Linked DNA regions of Homo sapiens: region 1 is linked to region 2. Evidence: chromatin contacts called from ENCODE Hi-C data. All regions are on one chromosome and are shown on one strand. Each heading gives the region's core, a stretch centred on a gene start or an enhancer-like site at or near the end of the contact. The rest is flanking DNA. Distances are from core to core; before and after follow the strand shown. Region 1 has its middle 26 kb from the start of C9orf72. Region 2 overlaps MOB3B (MOB kinase activator 3B).

Region 1 (4,888 bases), core at 750-3,249, 270 kb before region 2:
TATTACCAATCCATCAATAGGCAATTACTAATAGCTTACTACACACACAGGAATAAAATGTGAAGACAGAGGAAGTGTAAAATGGAGCCGCCAACTCTACGGAGTTGTTTGCAATTTGGTCTGGTAGAAAGCTATGAAATAAGGAAGTACATGATTGAGAGCTAGAGAATGTGGCACAGGCTCTGAACCCGGACCGTTCAATGTAGTAAGCTCTAGCCACACTGGACACTTGCAATGTGGCTTGTCCAAACTGACATGTGCTTTAAGTATAAAATATAATCCAGATTTCTAAGACTTCAAAAAAAATGGAAATATCTCATTAATAATCTTAAGTTTATTACAGGTAGAAATGATAGATTAAATAAACTATATTGTCAAAATTCATTTGATCTGTTTCTACAGTATAACAAACTTACTTGTGTGGTTTGCATTTTATTTCTACTGGATAACATGGCTTTAAAAATGGTATTTTAGAGGAAGGAAAGCTTGGTAGAGAATGGACTAATCCGGATCCCTGGAAGAAATGGACCTTGAATGGGTCTTGATGACTTGGAGAGGCAGAGAGAGAAAAAGAAAAGTCAAACATAGGGAATTGGTTGATAAAATGAAGGTGAGGGGAGAAGGAACAGAGGGAGGAGAAGATCCAGTTTGAGGGATATTACAGCGAGCAGCCTGAGAAAGAAGGATAAGAAAGGAGAGAAAAAATGCAAGGGAAGTAACCCTTCAAAGCCAGTCAGAAGTTTCTGGGTTCCTCAGCAGCCAGAAAAGAAGCCGTTGAAAAGATCTGAGTAACGGAGATTCTGGACGAAAACTGAAGTTATGGAAGGGAAGTTTAGACATGGGTTATTAAACGCTTTAGCGCATTAGAAGTTTCTTATGTAATCACTAAATTCAGATCCTGAAATAATGCCACAAGAACTATACAGCTCAGCCACCCAATTCAATAAGAAGTTACAGCACAGTCTCACACATATCCAATTAACCTTGGCCTTTAGTCAACATCTGGGTTCTTTTTGTCATTTTCAAATACTATCACCCAGAGGTGCTATGATTTATATTGGGGAGGGGATTAAAAGAAAATAAGTAAGTTGGTGATAAGAAAAAGCTTTCAGATGATTCCATCTGAATTAACAGCCCTCTTTAGTTGTCTAGGAAAGAGGATGCTTTTTCTTGAAAGTGCTTTGAAATGATGATGTGCTTGTTAGTAAACATCAATTATTTTCAAATCGTAATGTTTGCAAGTTTGTCTTCCTGTAGCTCACCCTTTATGTAGGTCCAGAATATGATTGTCACAAATATCTGGGTGAGCAAGACTATGAAATGTGGTCATAAAGTAAGTGATTATTTCTAAACTCATCTTTGTCACTCGTAGTGCTTCACAAAGCACCTTTTCCTGGACTACAATTCATTTTAATTGATCCCATCAGCACTATATCTGTATCCTGAGTGACTTCACAATACCCTCTATTTCAAGAGAAACCAATCAGGTTATGGGTTTGTTAGTAATAAAAATTACCAAGGAGCAGTTTGTGGATGGTAAAAGCAATGCAAATTCTAAAGAGAAGTCATAAGAGCAATAATAAGCATCCTCCTCACTTCTTGGAAGTGAACAATTCCAAGCTCCCTGAAGCAACACTTAACCTATCATATTAAACAGTAATGGACAAATATTAGAAATGTTGATGTCAGCTTTCAGAATCTGTGGGCATCAAAACATCACTTAAGTTCTCCGAAGTATTCTCTGTCAAGTTTCCTTCTACAGTATTCTTTTCCTACTAGGACAGAGCCTTAAGCCCTAGAAGAATAATTTTGCTTGTGTGTTAATTATTTGTTTACTGGTTCATTCCAGAGTGTGAGCTGGAAAAAGGGGGAAGTGTCATAAATAGTTTTTTATGGCCCATGGTTTTTCAACTACGTCACTATTGGTAGCAGTTTCCACTGCAGGATCTATTTGCAAAGCCTAGGAAATTAGCATTAAGCAAGCTGCTAGGAAGACTTCAACAGTAACTAGGCCACAGGCCTCACACATTTTTCCTCCACCCCAGCCTCCTCTGGAGAGTACTTGCTAAACCTCTGTGACACATAATGAAGCAAAGAAAGTGATAGAACAACAGAATTACACGGGCAGATCCTTGTTTCTTCTTCTCTCTCTAAAGAATTCCTTGGACTGAAAAGCAGTTTATTTTGGAGGAGTGAGAAAGTGGTGACAGAATTAGAAGGGCCTGGGAGGGCTTCATTTTAGGAGACAGTTTTAGGCTGAAAAGAGATTTCATGAGTGTGATTTACCTGAGGTGACTTTTGGGGGCTCTTATAAAAAGGAAGTTCATGCTGAATGGGAGGTGGCTTCTGAGATGCAGATTCTGGTGAGCTAAGAGGGCTCGGTAAAGAGGAGGCAGGAGTTAAGTAGCGTGAACTATGCAGTAGCAGCCTTCTTCCCCCCTTGCTTGGGGCAGGTCATCACAACCCTTCTCAATAAAGGGGTCCAGGAACCACTAGGAATAAATGGGCATTTGCACTTCAGGTGAAACCCATTTGTCATAACTGCTTGGACTTTAAGCTTACAAATAAAAAGAACCACATATTTCCCTTTGCAGCTTGATTTAGTTAATGTCATTTTGAGAAAGAAAGAAGACATTGTTATCCCGTCCCTTTTTTTTTTTTTTTTTTTTTTTTATGAAGAGACTGGGACTCAGAGAAGTCAAGTGATTTTCCCAGAACCAGAAAACACAGAAGTAGCAGAGCTGAGATGACTACTCCGGTCTTCTGATTCCAAATTCCAAATTCATTCTTCTAAGCGATTTCCCAAAACGGGAAATGGGTTTATCTTCTATTTATGGGAAGTGATAGTGGTATTCTATTTAGAGAACTTATATAAAATCTTACTTTAAAATAAATAATATTTCAAAAAGTAAGCTTAATTTAAAGAAAATAATCAAGAAAGTCTGGTATATTTTTACAAATATACCAAATGACCTTGCTCTAAAATACATCTACTTTCCAGCAAGCCAAAGTGAAACAATTTGAAATAAGTGGCATTTACTGACCACTCCCTAAAGTTCACACAAAAGAGGTAGTACTCTAACTTAAATATACAAGGTGAAGAAATAGCTTACTCAGCCTGTTGGGCTTCCTCTTCTACACTCTTGGGAAATGCCCTCCGTGTTAACCAAGAATTCTCAGGCCTTGGAGGGAGTTTTCCATTCTCAGTAAACTGAGATTGCAGTTGCGGAAATTAAGAGGTATCTGTCCAGCACTTCATTCCCTTAAGGTCAGGATCTGTGCTTTTAATAATGACAATTAGCTAACATATACAATTAAGCCATGCAAATGAAGTAAGAGAAAGCTAGAGGAGAAATTCAGGAGCCAGTTGCCTTTTCCAGACATCTTGTACAAATAGTGTTCAAAGGACTAATTCAAAAGATGGGATTCTTCGCTTGAACCCAGGAGGTGGAGTTTGCAGTGAGCGGAGATCGCTCCACTGCACTCCAGCCTGGGTGACAAAGTGAGACCCCATCCAAAAAAAAAAAAAAAAAAAAAAAAAAAAGATGGGATTCTTTTTTAAAAAATAAATTTTACTGCGTATTTTTAAGGTATACAACGTGATGTTATAAGATGGATATAGATAGTGAAAAGGTAACTGTAGTGAAGCAAATTAACATATTCATCATCTCACATAGTTATCTTTTATTTGTTTTGTTTTGATGGGATTTTTAAGATAGTAGAAAGGAATGGTAGACAATAAACATTTGAGGGAAAGTGGGGCTTTGTAGAACTCCTAAAATGACAGCACGCACAAATGTCCCCATTATGTCTAAAGGGTAACTCGTTCCTACTTCTAGGGACAGCTGAGGGACATCAATGTAAATTTCTAAATGACTTCCTGAACTTTTTATTTTTATTTTTTGTATTTTTAGAGGAAATTATAATAACATCAAGCCACCTCTGGACCATATCGCTGCTGATATCATCAGCAAATGGCACTATTCCTAAATCCTAAGATGCACTTTTCCCTTCACATTTCAACATTTGTGAAACTCGATTGTACCTACACCTGATTTTATATACAATGCAGCCTTTCCTTTTCTTTTGTCATTGCATCTTACGCCTGATTTCTCCTTGGAATTGAGTAAATATAATGCTTACATGTGTTAATAAGAATTGAGGTCACTCATAATTTTTGAAATATGCCACCAAATATAAGCCTTTCTACATATTGTTGACTTTGAAGTCATTTCTTTTTTTAACTACTAAACAATAACACTTTTTGTTGAGAAAAATTGCATATGAACAAGAGACCAAGCAGGTAGAGAGAAAAAAACTTTTAATAATCAAGAGAATGTTACTGTGTCCCAAAGGCTAAAGTCACCTTACTATCAAGAGAGAAGGACAGGAACAGAGAGAACCAGGTAAATTACGAATTGAAAATTCCATGGTTCATTTATCTTTATTTTTAATAATTCCATTTGTGTGATTGTGTTGACCACAAGGTCATAATGTTACTCTTCATACTGACTTCTCATGTAAATTATAAATAAGTTTTTATGCTAATGATTTATGGAGTAAGCTATTCATCTTTCCGACAGAGAGTTACCTACAAAGAAATAATTATTCTACCTCTGAGATGAAATATCATGAAAGGAGTGGTTTCCAGATATTTTGACTTTTAAAAGCTTAAAGAATATATGTAGTATAAAATTCTAAAGCAGGCAAAATTAATCCTTTTAGCAATCAAGATAGCGGCTACTTTTGGTGAGAAGGACAAGGTAGTGATAGAGAAGGGGCTCAGGGGTCTTTCCTGAAGACAGTGAGGTGGGCAATGGTATTTTCCTTGACCTGGATGGTGATTAAACAGATGTGTTTACTTTGTGATAATTGACTAGGCTGTGCA
Region 2 (5,495 bases), core at 656-3,155:
CAGCCTATGACTCTGTGATGATGTCACTGCTTTTTGGCGCTTGTTTCATAATTCCTAGAGTTAACTTATTAAAATTGCTGTGCAAGCATGATGACTGTCCCCTAGTAAACATCAAGTGTTCTTCTTCATATGTTCCATATGAAAATTAGCTTCTTGGGCCAGGCGCAGTGGCTCATGCCTATAATCCCAGCAATTTGGGAGGCCAAGGCAGGCGGATCACGAGGTCAGGAGATCGAGACCATCCTGGCTAACTACTAAAAATACAAAAAATTAGCCGGGCGTGGTGGCGGGCATCTGTAGTCCCAGCTACTCAGGAGGCTGAGGCTGGAGAATGGCGTGACCCCAGGAGGTGGAGCTTGCAGTGAGCCGAGATCGCGCCACTGCGCTCCAGCCTGGGGGAACAAAGCGAGACTCCATCTCAAAAAGAAAAAGAAAAAAAAGAATATTAGATTACTAAAATGTGTGATGATGTAGTGCAGTAAACTGAGAGCGTTGATTTCTTTGTAGTCTTGCCTAAGTCAGAGAGTATTTGTGTGACTTGGAATAAGTCATTTTACTTCTCTGGATCATTATTCCCTATCCTCCACTGACTACCAGTTATAAAAATGGGTACACTGAGGTTAGACTAAGATTTGACACTTAGAGTTCACGGAAGTTTGTTCAATGGCTATCAAGAACTTCTTCCAACTGCTAACAAGTACATAAAGAAGATTTAAATTTAAAAAGTGTTTAGATCAGAACAGAAAAAATTGAGTATCTTATGTAAAAGACAGGCTGATTTCATCCACCCCCACCGTCCCCACAAAAACTAGGCAAATGTCATTTTAACTTCATTTCTAAAGTGAAATATGATTTCAGATTGGAGTCTCTGTCTACTTTCCTTTTTGTTTTTTAAATAACCGGTCTTGTTTTCTTAGAAAAAAATTCATGCATATCAAAAATATCTAAAACTTCAGACTCCGCAAAGGACAAAAAAATTAGAAACAGAAAACATACACAATTGTATTCACCCAAAGATAAATTTATCATGTTGGACCCATATTTTTCTTTATATTTTTTCTCAAAATAACTGGATCAAACCATACATCCTGTTATACAATTTGAATAAAATATGCATCATACATTAATATACTAAAAAATATTAATGTTCTTCTCAGATTCAGGCAAAAATGAAATGATGAATTCCAATGTGATAGAATGCAAATGTGTGCAAAGTGATGGAGATACCCAAGAAAGGAGCTGACAATTGCATCTTAAAGGATGTCAAAATTTGCCAGGCAGAGAAGGGCAGAAAATATTTACCAGATATAAGAAAGAAACCACTAGAAACTGGCCAGTTGGAGACCTGGAGAAGTCTAGTTTGCCTGGCTGGTGTGGTGAGTGGGAGGGAATTCAGCAGGAGGTGAGCAGGGGGCGATGGGTCCTCTTTCTTTGACAGGCTTCAGAGGATGGAATTTGTTTTGTTGACAGTGGAGAACCAGGGACTTCATAGAATCAATTACTGCTTTATTTTAAAACAAATGAAACCGAGTGACCACAACCAAGATTCTACTTTGATCTTCTGTTAAAAACACATTTTGAAAAATTCAGGTGTTTTTGAAAATCTTCATATACAAGCCAAGCACAGTCACCAGGAACTTTCTCAGAAGCTTCTCATCACCTCAGCGGAAGCCTTTTAATACACGTTTTGGAGTTCTTTAGTGGCCTGCCTTAATACACAGGGCATTCAGTAACTCCAGCAATGGCAAATTCATTGTAAAGAGCACCCTGGGTAGAAGCTATTTTGGCCACACTCTCAGAGAGGAAGGAATGTGTTTGGCCCTGCTAGCCTGCGGGAGGGCTCTGATGAAGAAAGCGATGGAACCTAGCATTGCCATTTGTTTATTTAAACGAGTTTTTTTTTTTAACAGCTCATTGGCTCCACCCAGTGGGCAAGTGCTAGAATACAGCTTGCAGAGTCTTGCAGAGCTTTGAAGGATGGATCCAACTCAAATGTCTTTCCTGATGTTTCTGATCTGCTATTTCAACCATACATTCCCTTTATGAATTTAAGAGGCATCCCAGGAAACAGTTTTTATCCTGCATCTCAGTGACCTTGAATAAGTACCCTGTCCTCTCTGAAACTGTTACTCTGCTACTTAAAAAAAAACTCTGCCATATTTCTAGTGTCCATACTCTCTCAGTGGCATAATTGTTCTAGTATTTGCCCATTGTACCTATAATTCAAACTGGCATCAGTCTGGATAAAGAAAAAAATCTGGCATTTTGAAAATTCATGAATGACTGCAACCACCTATAATTATATATGTCAATTAATATATGCCAGTATTATCCGATTGCATATTCATAAGACTATCTTAGAGGCTTTAACCTACAATCACATGGTGTAGTAGAAAGAGCAAGCCTTTGCGGTCAGATAGACCTGAGTTTAAACCGTAGACCTGCAGCTTTCTATGTGACCTGGTAAGGTACTCTCCTTCCCTGAGGGTTTTTCCTCATCAATACAGTAGAGATGGCAAATCTTACTTCACAAAGTATAATATCTGTATAGCAGTAGACACTGGGACTGGCAAACAGCAGGCCTCTGTTTAATAAAAGCAGCGGTTACTGTTGAGCATTCTGTACCTTACCCATTTACCTTGAGCAAATAGCTTCTGCTCTGAAACTGGGATTCTTCCTCTGTCCATTGGAGGTCATAGTTCCCTGTCTTAGAGTTATACAGATGCAATGGTATAACCACCCCAAAGCACCTGGCATCTTATAGATATTTAACTATAGCTAGCTTCTTTCTTTTCAAAAGTACAGACCTATTGCAAATAATTAAGTTATAAAGCTAAAATTCTGTTTATCCCATGAACACACTTTCTCTCTCCCTACTTCTCTTTCTGTCTCTCTCAAACACACACACACATGCTCTTGTTGTATTCCCATCTTGTTTTCCTTGTCTGTGTCATCAAGAGTTAAGCCAAAAGCTGGGTGCAGTGGTTCACACCTGTAATCCCAGCACTTTGGGAGGCCAAGATGGGTAATGCTTGAGCTCAGGAGTCTGAGACCAACCAGGGCAACATGGTGAAATCCTGTCTATACAACAAACTTAAAAACTAGCCAGGTGTGGTGTTGTGTGCCTATAGTCCCAGCTACTCAGGAGTCTGAGGTGGGTGGATAGCTTGAGCCCGAGTGGTTGAGGCTGCAGTGAGCTGTTGCCACTGCACTCCAGCCTGGGCAACAGCAAGATCCTGTCGAAAAAATTAAAAATTGAAAAAATTAGATATACACATAGATTTGTAACTTCCTGTATTAATAATTATAGAGATGCAAAAGTGCCTAGATTCTGCCTTGTCTATTGTTATTTCTTTAACCAGCACATCTGTATGGTTTTCGAATAGAACGCTTCTCTGAACACCTTGGCACTCCCACACTCAGTCTCCTTTTTCTCGATGTTTCCTATTATATAAGGTGTGGCAGTCCAGGTCAGTATGCAAGAGATGTAGTAGCTGCAGTCAGCTCTGCAGCAGGTAGAACTTGGAAGATCGTTCATCTAACTAAAGTGACATGAAACTTGTCTTCTCAAGATGCTAAATGGCACAGGGCTCATTACTAGCCTGCTCCTCAGACCATCCTTGGAGATGAAAGAGGAGCCACTACCCTGGCACAGTGCCAGGGGCAGGGGCTACAAAGATGAAAGCACATGGGGCGATTCAATGAGTGCTTCTTTTTCCTGGCACTTAGTAGCGCCCAGTCTAGCAGGGCCAACAGACATGTCCAGAGCCCCAGTACACACACACACACACAGAGATGTACAAATTCATACACTGCATGTAAGAATCAATGTGTGCACAGGAGGAGAGAGTGGCTACCTCCACAGCGAGTGGGGCAGGAGTGCGGGAAGGTCTCCCAGCAGGTAAAAGTCACCTTACCTGAGGTGGAAAAATGAGTGGCAATTTGACAAATGAAGAGGGGCAGGCGCAGGATGTGGTAGCAGCGGACCATAGGCATGGGACTCAACCTGTGCGGAGCCCCAGGGGTAGAGAAAGGATGGCTATTCGGGATCTATAAATACCCACAAGAGCCAGGCAGGTGACGCATGTCAGACACTTTGGTGTATTATTCATTTCTATTTTTAAAAATGTCCTCCTTCCTGCTTTTCTTGACTTATACCCACTTATCCTTTATTTTTCCATCTTTGATTGAAACTTAAATCTTTCCCTACTCGAAGAAAACTAGCAGTCCAAATCCAATTACTGTATCAGTTCATAAGTGCTACATGGCTCCTGCTGGGAAGTCAGGTGGGAGTGGCAAGGACTGGGGCAAACTGGAGAGCAAATTCTTCTGCTGAAGAGGACAGCCATTCTTCAACTCCAGTTGTTCAGAAGCTCCAAATCTTGCAATTTCTCAGAAAAAGCAAGCAAGCAACCTGAATTTTGATACATGAGTCAAATTTTTAAACAGTGCCTTAATGGAAAAAAAAAATTCTGCAGAACAAACAGATGGAACATACCCTCATGCTAAGCCTTATTCATGGACCATGCTTGCAAGCTTTCATTTACAGGCTCTCGAGATTCCAAGAGCATTTTCAGGATCCTTCACCAAATCGTTGCTCTGCTTATAGTTTCTCCTAACCATCCTTTTCCCCTTGCTTTCCAGAAAGAAATGACGAGCAGGATGTGTCACTAATGCTCCACCTCACCCTTTGGAAGAAAGGAAAGCTGTTTCCTCCTGGTGCCCTGAGCGGGCAGGAGGTGGACCACCCTGGCTGAAATGACACACCTACTCCCAGGAACAGCAGAGGTGGAGGCAAGCAGTGACTCCTGAGAGACATTCCCCACTCACTTTGTGTGCTCTTAACCTTCTGAGTGCTGCTAGCCCAGACCTGTGGACGAGGCAGACCACAACGTGAAAGAAGGACCAGCCCCTTGACCGTTCTGGCTGGGGAATTGTCCACGAGGAAGCCTCTGCACTTCCACACATGGCACAGTTCTGCCTGTGACCTGCCGCCTAAGCTTTACTGGAATTCAGGTTTTGAGACTGAGATGCGTGTTCGTATTTTTCCACTTATCTGTCTTGTCAGCTGGCCGACTTCTCTGTGATTGGTTTTTTAAGTGCCGGGTGAATTTTGGACCTCTGGATGTGCAGCAAGTTTTTATGCAATAAGCCTTCCTTTCAGGTCTCTAAAAGCTCCTGCTCTGATCTGTGGTTTAACACTGTGCAGGGCTGTGGAGCTCTGAGACACCTGAACCCCTACCCATCCCCTGCACCTCCCTACTCTCCCTGCCGAGGCGTCCATAGCATTTCCCTAATAAATAGTTTTATCAGGGACACTCCATGGGGTGGCTTGTCTCTGCCCCAAACAGGGTCTTCACGTTCTAACTGCAGGGAAGAGACTGGTTACTAGCGTAAAGCTGACAAGTTACCAGTTCACCTGATCAGAATGTATTTTTTATAACCACCATCATTCCTTGTCTCTTCAGTGGAAGATATTCTTTCCTGTTTCCCAG

Evidence for each region. A loop is a pair of places that touch in the nucleus more often than their neighbours do. Pooled maps may share reads with other maps.
Region 1: a loop to region 2 is called in a map of CD8-positive, alpha-beta T cell, with 5 times the contacts of the local background. The contact joins two enhancer-like sites. A Hi-C loop is called at or near these places in 4 of 168 maps with a recorded cell type or tissue (CD4-positive, alpha-beta T cell, CD8-positive, alpha-beta T cell and naive thymus-derived CD4-positive, alpha-beta T cell), 1 of 37 single-sample maps with no recorded cell type and 8 of 50 pooled maps.

Annotation. Positions count from the first base shown.
Region 1 is chr9:27,597,537-27,602,424 of GRCh38, reverse strand. No RefSeq gene overlaps it. Among named protein-coding and RNA genes, the nearest start is that of C9orf72, 26 kb to the right of the region's middle. Within about 2 kb of position 1,999, at least 5 of the 41 ENCODE cell types and tissues checked have a DNase peak (open chromatin) inside an H3K27ac peak, as active enhancers do.
Region 2 is chr9:27,329,766-27,335,260 of GRCh38, reverse strand. It overlaps MOB3B (MOB kinase activator 3B), which reads left to right. Exons shown (of 4, transcript NM_024761.5): 4 at 4,645-5,495. The coding sequence ends at 4,674. Among named protein-coding and RNA genes, the nearest start is that of EQTN, 35 kb to the right of the region's middle. Within about 2 kb of position 1,905, at least 3 of the 41 ENCODE cell types and tissues checked have a DNase peak (open chromatin) inside an H3K27ac peak, as active enhancers do.